2 separate regions of the Homo sapiens genome follow, and region 2 is linked to region 1. Evidence: chromatin contacts called from ENCODE Hi-C or POLR2A ChIA-PET data. All regions are on one chromosome and are shown on one strand. The core of a region is the stretch at or near the end of the contact, and the rest is flanking DNA. Distances in the headings are between cores, read along the strand shown.

The links. Hi-C counts contacts between places; a loop is a spot of excess contacts on that map. ChIA-PET counts read pairs that join two places held with the same protein, here RNA polymerase II (POLR2A). Pooled maps may share reads with other maps.
Region 2: a pooled map shows a loop between it and region 1 (4-fold over the local background). The contact joins the enhancer-like site here to the promoter of ASPHD2 in region 1. A Hi-C loop is called at or near these places in 2 of 168 maps with a recorded cell type or tissue (CD14-positive monocyte and CD4-positive, alpha-beta T cell) and 5 of 50 pooled maps. POLR2A ChIA-PET finds 5 or more read pairs at or near these places in 2 of 52 experiments (BJ and CD4-positive, alpha-beta T cell).

Annotation. Positions count from the first base shown.
Region 1 is chr22:26,424,635-26,430,837 of GRCh38, reverse strand. It overlaps ASPHD2 (aspartate beta-hydroxylase domain containing 2), which reads right to left and starts at 1,578. Exons shown (of 4, transcript NM_020437.5): 1 at 1,352-1,578. RefSeq lists silencers at 1,428-1,487, 1,608-1,737.
Region 2 is chr22:26,577,334-26,583,403 of GRCh38, reverse strand. All of the region lies in intron 1 of TPST2 (tyrosylprotein sulfotransferase 2), which reads left to right. Among named protein-coding and RNA genes, the nearest start is that of TPST2, 9.8 kb to the left of the region's middle. RefSeq lists enhancers at 1,795-2,712, 2,713-3,630, 3,822-3,871 and silencers at 2,446-2,740, 3,602-3,681. Within about 2 kb of position 3,968, at least 9 of the 41 ENCODE cell types and tissues checked have a DNase peak (open chromatin) inside an H3K27ac peak, as active enhancers do; they include CD4-positive, alpha-beta T cell, where a contact is called at or near this core.

The DNA.
Region 1 (6,203 bases), core at 329-2,828:
CTGAACCCCAGCTTCAGACCCTCCTCCCGAGATCATAAATAGCACTGAGAGCTCAAGTTAGGACTTTTCATACCTGTCAGTCACTTTTAGCCAAAATATGCCAACAGGCCCCTGCACCCGGAGGTGGATTTACAAGCTCAAAGCTGAACTATGACAATAAAAGAAACACATTTGCAGAGTGACTGGCAGTTTATTAAGCACTGCTTCAAACATTTGATCCTCACAGCTACCTAGTGACAACTCCCCATCTACCCAGTGGGGAGAGGAGAGACTCTCTCCCCCGACAGCTCCTTGCCCAGTGACCACAGTAGCTTCCAGCTTCCTTCGCACATCTGTTCATTGTCATCTGTGTTATTTCTGTCCTCATCAGGGATGGGGACATCTCATTGCAGCTCTGCACTTTAATAATAAGCAACCCCAGATCTTCCAGCTCAGTTGGCTCTGGGGAATTGAGTCCAAATCCATGGCCAGTTGGAGAGCAAGTCCAATCCAAGACAACTTCTCACACCATGAACACCTGGGAGAGCCGGTGTCAGGCCTGACCTGGTCAGCCTAGTTCAGATGTCCATTCCCAGAGGCTGCCTAATGCCAAAGAGTGTCTGCTCACCCTCAGGATGAGGCCAAGTCACCCTGGAAGCCCCCCAGTGAGCAGCACTGGGCAAGGTGTGTGATGCCTGTCACCCTCTCCACTCAGGAGCCAGAGAGATGCCGTGGGGCCAGCCCTTCCCGGTGCAGACCTGGGGACCTTCCCTCTCTTGGCCAGCTTCTCAGCACCCACCTGCCCTGGAGAGTGGGAAAGAGGGGAGGGCTGAAGATGGGTTAGCACAGATGGTGACCACCAGGAGGTCAGGGGAGGAGGGGGATGGGACGATGGAAAGGTGAGTGTTGCCCGGAAAAGTGGACGATCAGCTCAAGATTGTGGAAGGAGGTTTATGGCGCCTCATAATTCGTGGGACAGGGGAGGAGGGTCACCACGTGAAATATGGGAAGTGGGTGATGCTGAGGGCTGGGGGAGGGGACAGGAGGTGAGGAAAGAGGGGTCACAGGGGAGAAGGGAGATGGAGGAAGGGACCACGATGGGGCAGGGAAGAGGAGTAGGAGGAGGTCTAGGGAGGGTGATGCCCGGCTCCGAGGCGGCGGCGCTTAGCACGTACGAGCACTGGCCTCGGCCGGGCCGGGATGCGGGCGCCCGGGTCCCGGAGCATCCTCGGCGGGGGCGGCGGCGGCGGCGGCGCCGGTAAGGGAGGGCCGTGGGCCTGCAGCTGCCGGGCTCCCGCCTCCAACCCCTGTCCTGGGGTCGGCCCAGCCGCGCCGCCCTCCCGCCCCGGCAGCCCCCGGAGACGAAGCTTACCTGCGCCCGGGCGCGCGGACGGCTGCCGGGACCCAGGAGACGCCGCCGCCCGAGGGCGCGGACCCGCGGACGGCCCCTGCCCGGCGCCGCGGAGCCGCCGCCTGGCTGCTGCCCAGCCCACGCCGCGGGAGCCCGAGCCGGAGCCCGAGCCCGAGCCTAAGCCGCGCCGGTGCCCCTGCCGGTGCCGACGCCGCGCTGCGCTCCGCGGGGCCGCGAAGACCACAACTCCCACAATGCCGCGCGCGCTGGGCCGCCGGGGGAGGGGGTACGGGGGGGCGGGGCCTGCGGGGCGGGGCCGGGGACCCCCCTGCACCCGGCACCTGCGCTCGCAGTGCGGGAGGCGACCCGAGGCCGCGCCCGCCGCCGCTCCGGAGGGTCCTGGCAGTGCGCCCCGAGACGCAGCGCCCGCCCAGCCCGAGGTTGCGCGCAGGCGGCGACGGGCGTGCAGTCATTCATTAAGAAAGGCTCGCGTCGCTTCCTTCGCTCTTTCGTTTTTCGCTCTGTGTCTTTCTCAGTTCTCCCTCCCTCTGTCTCTCTGTTCCTCTCTGAGTCGCCCTCGTCTCCATTTCCTCCTTTTCATTCTCTTTCACTTCCCCCCCACCTCACTTCCTCTCGCCCTAACGCCTTCTTTCCTTTATTGATGGACTCAACACGGACTTCTGAGGCCCTCAGGCACTTGGAATGGAACCGCAAATCAAACCAGATTCTTAGTCTCATGGAAAACTCATTCGCTCAGTACAGTAATGATGGGCCAGCCTGGGTCCCCGTCCCTGCCAGCTGCGCTGAGCGTGCGCGGTGAGCGCTCAGGCCCGCCCTGCCCTCAGTGAGCCACCGTCTAGCGGGAGGGGACCCTCACCCCCGGGTAGGGTTTAGGAGGGGAAGTACAGGCAGGACGGTTGTCTGACCAGGGGACTGATGAGCTGCGAATGGAGGCCCCAAGGAGGCTGCTTGGAGGAGGTGACGTTTGAGCTAAGACCTGGGGGAGACTAACAGTGGCTACGGGATGTGTTAGGGGCGCCAGGGAAACTGCATGGGTGGGTTCTGGGAGCATAGAGTAGGATGGCCCGCCCACAATCCATCTGTCTCTGTCCCAGACCCACCTCTCTTGTGTCCCAGAATTTATCTCTAACATGGCCCAGAAGCCACCTCATGTCTGTCCCAGAATCCATTTCTCATCCCTATTCCAGAAGCCACCTTCACCCTGTTCCAGAACGTACCTCCTTCCTGTTCCAGAACCCACCTCCCTCCCTGTCCCAGGACCCACCTCCACCCTGTGCCAGAACTCACCTCCTTCCTGTTACAGAACCCACCTCCTCCCTCTTCCAGAACCCACCTCCTCCCTCTTCCAGAGCCCACCTCCTCCCTCTTCCAGAACCTACCTTCTTTCTGTCCCAGGACCCACTTCCACCCTGTCCCAGGACCCACCTCCTCCCTGTCCCAGGACCCACCTCCACCCTGTCCCAGAGCCCACCTCCTCCCTATTCCAGAAGCCACCTTCACCCTGTTCCAGAACATACCTCCTTCCTGTTCCAGAACCCACCTACTCCCTGTCCCAGGACCCACCTTCACCCTGTGCCAGAACCTACCTCCTTCCTGCTACAGAACCCACCTCCTCTCTCTTCTAGAACCCACCTCCTCCCTCTTCCAGAACCCACCTCCTCCCTCTTCCAGAACGCACCTCCTCCCTCTTCCAGAACGCACTTCCTCCCTGTCCCAGGACCCACCTCCTCCCTGTCCCAGGACCCACCTCCACCCTGTGCCAGAACCCACCTCCTCCCTGTTCCAGGACCCACCCCCTCTCTGTTCCAGAACTCACCTCCACCCTGTTCCAGAACTCACCTCCTCCCTGTCCCAGGACCCACCTCCTCCCTGTCCCAGGACCCACCTCCACCCTGTGCCAGAACCCACCTCCTCCCTGTTCCAGGACCCACCCCCTCTCTGTTCCAGAACTCACCTCCACCCTGTTCCAGAACTCACCTCCTCCCTGTCCCAGGACCCACCTCCTCCCTGTCCCAGGACCCACCTCCACCCTGTGCCAGAACCCACCTCCTCCCTGTTCCAGGACCCACCCCCTCTCTGTTCCAGAACTCACTTCCACCCTGTTCCAGAACTCACCTCCTCCCTGTTCCAAGACCCACCTCCACCCTGTCCCAGTACCCACCTCCTCCCTGTTCCAGAAGCCACCTTCACCCTGTTCCAGAATGTACCTCCTCCCTGTCCCAGAGCCCACCTCCACCATGTCCCAGAACCCACCTCTCATCTCTGTCCCAAAATCCACCTGGTCCCTGACCTAAGAATCTGCCTCTACTGTGATAGCCTAAAATCCACCTCCTCCCTGTTCCAGAACCCAGTTTGTCATGTCCCAGAACCCACTTCTTCCATGTCCCAGAGTACACCTCTCCCATGTCCCAGAATACACCTCTTCCATGTCTTAGACTCTTCTTCATCTCTGTCATTTCTCTCCTTTTCTCAACTCCAAAAGAGGAAGAATGTTTTTTCTCTTTTATTCTACTAAAATAAACCAAAACACTTGCATTGGGAAACCATAATATGCACAGATTTGCTCAAAGTGTGGATAATCAACACAGGCATCAGATTTAGAAACATTAAATGGGATGTCTGTCTTCACTGTCAGCCTAAGAGTGGTTGAGCCTGGGTGGGGTGGAGAAAATGGAGTGGGGGGTATTTGACTCATCTCACATTCAGAAAGTTGCTCAAACTTAGAATTCTCCAAAGGCAGTCATACATTCTATCACAGCATTATCCTGGCAGGTTTGAAAAAAAAAAGATATTTTTATATTGTAAATATGTGTTCCATTCCTGCACCATCTTATCTGTACTGTATTATGAATTAATATTGTCTATCAATCCTATAAGTGTCCTTGACCAGTGCAATTATATGATATCTGTAGACCACTGCTCTGCATTTGTTAGTATTTATTTGTTCAATGGCAATATTACTATACACGCAATTTTGTTAGCCCTGCTTACCATTTCTTCATCTTTTTAATTAGCTGGGAGTCTCAATAAATGGAAATGACCTGGGCCTCTGTCAACCCCTTGGAGACCCTACTAGGTGAATTCTGCAGAAAAGGATATCCATGCCTTTCAGAGGGGGATTTTGGGTGAGAGCTCCAGATAAATTGTTACTGTGCTCATGGAGAGGCGGAGAGGAGGACCAAGGGCATCTGAATTGCCTGCCTTCAGCTTGGCTGCCACCTGCATCCTCCTGCTCTCGCTGCCTTCTTTAGCGCAGTCATCCTACCCACTCCGAGACTACACAACCTATCATTACACCGTCTCATACACTCACGGGGTCCACTCAACTCCCTCCTCCTACAGATGGAAGCCCAGAGAGAAAACATGCCTTGCTCAATCAAGGTTGCAGCAAGTCAGTGGAAAATGTGCTTGCGGCCAGCCGTGGTGGCTCACATCTGTAATCCCAGCACTTTGGGAGGCCGAGGCCAGTGGATCACCTGAAGTCAGAAGTCCTAGACCATCCTGATCAACATGTTGAAACCCTGTCTCTACTAAAAGTACAAAAAGTTTTGTATTAATTTTTGTATTAATTAACTACAGGTGTGGTGGTGCACGCCTGTAGTCCCAGCTACTCTGGAGGCTGAGGCAGGAGAATTGCTTGAACCCAGGAGGCAGAGGTTGCAGTGAGCTGAGATTGCACTACTGCATTCCAGCCTGGGTAACAGAGCAAAACTCTCTGAAAGAAGAAAGAAAGAAAGAGAGAGGGAGGGAGGGAGAGAGGGAAGGAGGAAAGGAAGGAAGGAAAGAAAGAAGGGAGGGAGGGAGGGAGATGTGCTTGCTTGGTGCATTAAAGAAACTGGTATGATCACTTTGGAGAGCAGTTTGGTAGTATTCCTTAAAACAACAACAAATATGTATACACTGAAACCAACAATTTCGCTATGCTATATCTAACCTAGAGGGATTCTGGGATAGATGGAAGACTAGTTGTTTTTTCATATTACGTAATACTGTGAAGCTACTAAAAGCAGGAGCTAGATGTATATATAGCAACGTGGATAAAGCTCCTAGAAAAATAATAGGGTGAAAATTAAAAAAAAAGCAGAATTATGATTGTAGTATGATTTTATCTACATAACACGCACCTGTACACATGTGGGTATACACATGTATTTATATAAAAGCAGGGAAAGCACTAGAAGAACACACTAGTATGTTCTCCTATATAAAATGCAAAATAATTACGTTTGTAAATGCAGATAATATCCCTCAGAGGAAGCACACCAAATTCCTAAGAGTTGTAACTTCAGGGGGGACCAAGAAGGAACAAGGAATTGGGAGCAGTAGGCAAGGGAAACTCCAGCATTTTTTGTGATGTTTTAATTTAATATTTTCAAAGGTGTTTAAATACTCCGGAACAACATGCAGAAAGTTACTGGGACCGCGTCACTCTCCTATCCCTCAACCAGTTGGTTTTCTTTAGTGAAGACAGCCATTATAACAAATTTCTTATTCATCTTTTCAGGAATACGCTTTGCATTTGCAAATATTTGGAAATAGCTTAACTTTTAACTTTTAAAAAGTAAGTTTCACTTTTAACAAATAAGTATTAGTATGTTATTTGTGATATTAAAATGGTTTTTAAAGCCGGGCATGGTGGCTCACACCTGTAATCTCAGCTACTTGGGAGGCTGAGGTGGGAGGATTATTTGAGACCAGGATTTCAAGACCACCCTGGACAACATAATGAGAGCTTGTCTCAAAAAAATTTAAATAAAAGAAAAATTTTATTCACATTAAATATTATTTTTCAAGAATGTAGAATTGTTCAACATCAGAAAGTATTTTAATAGAATTCATTCTGTTAACAAAG
Region 2 (6,070 bases), core at 2,719-5,218, 150 kb before region 1:
GTGCAGTGGTATGATCTTGGCTCACTGCAACCCCTGCCTCCTCGGTTCAAGTGATTCTCCTGCCTCAGCCTCCTGAGTAGCTGGGATTACAGGTGCCTACTACCATGCCCAGCTAATTTTTGTATTTTTTTGGTAGAGACGGGGTTTCACCCTGTTGGCCAGGCTGGTCTTGAACTCCTCACCTCAAGTGATCTGCCCGTGTCAGCCTCCCAAAGTACTGGGATTACAGGTGTGAGCCACTGTGCCTGGCCTTTTATTTGTTTTGTTCTTTTTTTTTTTTTTTTTCCTTTTTGAGATGGAGTCTCGCTCTGTTGCCCAAGCTAGAGTGCAGTGGTGTGATCTCGGCTCACTGCAACCTCTGCCTCCCAGGCTCAAGCGATCCTCCCACCTCAGCCTCCCAGAGTGCTGGGACTGGAGGTTGTCCCCATTGCATACTCCCTGTGTGGGGAGTTCCTGTCTCTGGGCGCTAGGGTGCCGTGCCACCTTACCTGGTACAGGCCCCTACCTAACTGTTGTTCCCCACAGTGAGATATTTGTTATTGACCACGCCATTTCCCAGAAGCCAAGGCTTGGAAATAGTCACTTTCCCGAGGTCACACAGGCCTGAGATTCAGCACCAGGACTCAAAGCCCATCTGCCCAACTTCAGAGGCTGTCAGTGGAAGTCATGCCTTGATCCCAGCACTGCACGGATAGCCACTGAGTGACGTCTTCCACTAGAATAAGGACACATGAGAACCCTCAACTGGATGTTGGGGTGCAAGATTTAAGAAGCAACGAGGTCCTAGTTGTCCTGGAGTTTACGTTCTGGTGGAGGCATCAGGCAAGAAAAAGTAACCCACATCTCTGACGTGAGATGTCAGCCTATGAAGTTGAGTACCCAGGCCTCTCAGATCTTAACATGCATATGATCCCCTTGGGGAACTTGTTAAAGTGCAGATTCTGTGTTTTTGGTTGTTTTTGTTTTTGTTTCTGTTTAGATGGAGTTTCGATCTTGTTGCCCAGGCTGGAGTGCAATGGTACAACCTCGGCTCACTGCAACCTCTGCCTCCCGGGTTCAAGCGATTCTCCTGCCCCAGCCTCCCAAGTAGCTGGGATTACAGACACCTGCCACCATGCCCGGCTAATTTTTGTATTTTTAGTGGAGACGGGATTTCACTGTGTTGGCCAGCCTGGTCTCAAACTCCTGACCTCAAGTGATCTGCCTGCCTCCACCTCCCAAAATGCTGGGATTACAGGCGTGAGCCACAGCGCCCGGCTAAAGTGCACATTCTGATTAGCAGGTTTGGGGCAGAGACTAAGACTGTGTTTCTAACCAGTTTCCAGGGGCCTCTGATGGTGTTTGTCTAAAGACCACATTTGGAATAGTGAGGGTCTGGATCAGAAATTGGCAGATTACCACTCATAGGCCACATCCGGCCCGCTACCTGTATTTGTAAATAAAGTTTTATCGGAACACAGCTATGCTTATTTATTGACATTTTGTCTGTGGCTGCTGTTGTGTAACAAAAGCAGAGTGGAGTAGTTGTGATAGAGACCAGAGAGCCCACATTGCTGGCCTTTGAAGAGAAAGTCTGCCAGTTGCTTTTCTAATCATCTTTTGAGTCCCTACAAGTTATAAAACTTTGATTTGGTGAGTGTTAGATGCTGATAAAAATAGTAATGATTGCAGTTAAGACTTGGGTGCTTTCTGGGTACTTAGCTCTTTACGTTTATTTTTCTTAGCTCAATTCTATCATAGGCAATACTACTGTCTCCACTTTACAGGCGAGAAAACTGAATAGAGGCTGGGCCATTGGCCCAGAGTTTGTGGACCAATGAGTAGGTGAGGCCAATTTGAGTCAAGTTGACTGATTCTTATTGGACAGGAGCTTCTGCCTAGAACTTTTTCCCAGAGCACAGAGAGGGTTTAGTTTAGATTTCCTTCTGTCCCAGAGTGTTCTGGTGCCTTCATTTCTTTCTCAATCCATCCTTCTGTTTACTCAACAAATACCTGTGCACCCTGTGCTGGAAGTTTGGGGACCATGCTGGGTTCTGAGAGGATGTGGGGACTAGGATGGGGTCCCAGCCCTGCACATTCCATGGGGTTGGCAGGGAAGCAACACCAGAAGCCACACAGGATGCTAAGCACCTTGGGGGATACTGGTACAGGGACAGGAGGCAGTCAGGGAAGACTTCCTGGAGGAAGGGGTGCAAATGATGCCAGTAGGAGTTAGCTTTGTAGAGGAGGTCAGGAAAGGTTTTCCAAGGAGAGAGAATCACAAGTGCAAAAGTTTGGAGGTGTGAGACTCTGTGGCCTGGTATGTTTGGTAGAGTTCAGGGCACAAAGACTATAGTGTGTGTGTGTGTGCGTGTGTGTGTGTGTGTGTGTGTGTGTGTGTGTGTATGTATGTTGAGGGTTGGGGGAATCGGTGGTGTTATAATAAAATTGGAGGTCAGCAGGAGTTAAGTCACAACAGAGCCTCAGTGCGATGCCAAAGGACTTGAATTTTGCCCTGGAGGCTGCTGTTGCCTAGTATGAAGTGCTAAATCACAGAGCGAAAGTCTTCCTCCCCACCCTCTGATGACTTTCCGGAGAAAGCCTCCATTAGGTGCTAACGCGTCTTTAGTGCTTCTCCCCAGACTCCTCTTGTTTAACAAAGATCGGACACAACCGGCTCCTTTGGGGATCCTTCCTTAGGCTGGCGGCCGTCTCTAGCCAGAAGGCATAAAAAAACATTGCTTCCTTCGATTTTATTTTTGCATTAATTTTTTAATTAGGGCATGTTTTAAATTTAATCCAGTGGATTATAGTTTCCCTTGAAAATATGTTTTAAAAATATTGGATCCATTGAACAAAAATGAATACGATTAAAGGGGGTTCTGGATGTAATTAACATTGGGAAGGTAGTGTTCAGAAGCTTGGAATTTGGAGAGCCCCACAACAGGTGAGAGGGCTGGAGGGGGCTGGGCCAGTAGTCACCTCTCTCTCAACATTCCCCTTCTTCCCTGGATACCCAGGGGCCTTGACTGAAGGGCGGGATGGCTGTGTAGCTAAGATGTGGGTGCAGGGATGTAGGTGCCCGTTGATGGTGTAGGAGCTGAGGTTCCTGTTCCAGGCTGCTGCTAGTGCTCATCTCTCTCCTTCTCTGTCTGGTGATTTTCTTATTCTTCTTTTCTTTCTTTCTTTTTTTGAGATGGTCTTGCTCTGTTGCCCAAGCTGGAGTGCAGGGGCAGCATTGCAGCCTTGAACTCCTGGGCTCAAGCAATTCTCCTGCCTCAGCCTCTCGAGTAGCTGGGACTACAGGTACAGACCACCACACCTGGTTCATTTTTTATTTTTTGTAGAAATGGGGTCTCACTATGTTGTTCAGGCTGGTCTTGAACTCCTGGGCTCAAGCAATCCACCTGCCTCAGCCTCCCAAAGTACTGGGATTACAGACGTAAGCCTCTGTACCCAACTTGTCTTGGTTTCTATTTTTGTCTCCCTGCCTCTCTCTCCCTCCCACCCATCCCCCCAACTCACGTCTTTCCCTGTCTCTGTCACTCTTTCTGTCTTACTCCCATCTTTGCCTCTCCTCTGACTCTCTCTCCCCATCTACATCCTCTGTCTCTATCTCCCTCTGTCTCTGCCTCTGTCTGTTTTTTTCTCTCTCTGTCTTCTTCCGCCCCAATCTGCACCACTTCCCCCTTCCTTCCCGCTGCCGACCCCAAGCCCACACAGGTGCCAGCACGGCCCTTCCTTTCTCTCATTAAAAACTTTTCATCCCACTTGCTTTGGCTGGTGGCTGACATCCTGCCACAGAACCATCCGGACCCTTGCAGAGCCCGGGGGCTCAGCCAGAAACCTTTGGAGGTGTGAGAAAGTGGTAGTAGCTACTTCCCAGGTGGAAGACAGAGGCCCTGTGGAGTCAGGCACCTGGCAAGGCCGCCCTACAAGGCCATGGTTTCCTCTCAACCCACACCCTTTCCACGCCCCCAGGGCCCTCCCTTCCCCACCGGGCCCCAGGGCTGTGGGGAAGAAGAGGAAGCCTGGGCTAGCAGCAGGACGGCAGATGCTGTTTTTGGTTTGATTTGGTTTGGGGTACTGGGGGAGTGTCGGCTACCCTTCCTCTGAGCACTGCTGGAAGCTGCATGCAGTAGGTGCCTTTGCCCTTCATTCTGCTACGTGGTCATTCCTTGCTCAAGTGCACAGTAGACCAGCAGTGCATATTTGATGGCTAAGAGTTTTGGGAAGAAAAACAAGGTTAGAAACTGAGTCTTGCCTCCAGGCTGGGCACAGTGGCTCACACCCATAATCCCAGCACTCTGGGAGGCCAATGCGGGCGGATCACTTGCGTGAGCTCAGGGGTTCAAGACCAGCCTGAGCAACATGGCGAAACCCTGTCTCTACAAAAAAGTACAAAAATCAGCCGGGCATGGTGGTGCATGCTTTATTCCCAGCTACTTTGGAGGCTGAGGTGGGAGGATTGCTTGAGCCTGGGAGGTCAAGGCTGCAGTGAGCCAAGATCACGCCACTGCACTCTAGCCTGGGTGACAGAGTGAGACCCCGTCTCAAAAAAAAAAAAAAAAGAAAGAAAGAAATAGGGTCCAGCTTTTTCTTTTCACAGATGGGGAAACTGAGGCCCAGAGAGTTGAGGTAACTTGTTCTGGATCATGCAAATAGCTTGGAAATAATGGGGTCTGGGTCTTCCATGCCTCAGAAACTGGGAACAGTGCACCCCTGTGTTGAGCTGGTGGCTGCTTTGACATCCCTCAGCGGTTGTTGTGTAGACACCGACTTCTGAGAGATGGGAGATTCTGGTTCGAGGCCTGGTTTGCTCTCCTCTACCTACTGCGGGACTCTGGGCAAAATCTTCCTTCTCTGAGGACCTTGGGGTCCCCAGGCATAGTCCCCATGGCACAGTCCTGAGGATCGCAGAGCGTGGTCAGGTTTGCAGGGTCGGAGGTTGCTGACCTCACCGTGGATGGAGGGCTTCTTCAACACAGGTTGCTGTACCCCACTTCCAGAGTTCCCATTCAGCGTGGTCTCCTTGAGCCCTGATAATCTGCATTTTGTGTAGGTTCCTAAGCGCTGTTCCTGCTGGTCAGAGAACCCACGTTGAGAGCTGGGGTAGTAGAGGTGCAGCAGACGAAGCACACGGGCGCTAAAACCTGCTGTGAGATCTCAGGCAACGACTTCACCTTTCTGTGCCTTGGCTTCCTCAGCTGTAAAATGGAATGACAGAGCACTGTCCTCATAGATTAGTTGTGAGGATTAAATGAGCGATTGGGAGGCGGAGATGCGCGGATCACCTGAGGTCAGGAGTTCAAGACCAGCCTATATAATTGATTTTAATTGAAATTCCTTTTGGTAATTCTTAAAGATAATAATACATTTTGATGTTTACTCATGAACATTACTGATATTCCTTCCTCCAGCTACATGATAATGTTTTCTCTCCTGTGGGTGAGATCTAAGAAATGAAACTCGGCCAGGCATGGTGGCTAATGCCTGTAATCCTAGCACTTTAGGAGGTCTAGACCTCCTCCTGAGGTCAGGAGTTTGAGACCAGCCTGGCCAACATGGTGAAACCCCATTTCTACTAAAAATACAAAAATTAGCCAGGCATGGTGGCTCAAGCCTGTAATCCCAGCTACTCAGGAGGCTGAGGCAGGAGAATCACTTGAACCTGGGAGATGGAGGTTGCAGTGAGCCGAGCTTGTGCCACTGCATTCCAGCCTGGGTGGCAGACAGAGTGAGACTCTGTCTCAAAAAAAAAAAAAAAAAAAAAAATGGCCGGGTGCAGTGGCTCACACCTGTAATCCCAGCACTTTGGGAGGCCAAGGCGGGCAGATTACAAGGTCAGGAGTTCGAGACCATCCTGGCTAACACGGTGAAACCCCATCTCTACTAAAAAAATACAAAAAATTAGCTGGGCATGGTGGCACACACTTGTAGTCCCAGCTACTACTCGGGAGGATGAGGCAGGAGAATCGCTTGAACCTGGGAGGTGGAAGTTACAGTGAGCCAAGATAGTGCCACTACACTTCAGCCTGGGCGACAGAGCGAGACCTTGTCTCAAAAAAAAAAAGAGCAAATATTTGTAAAG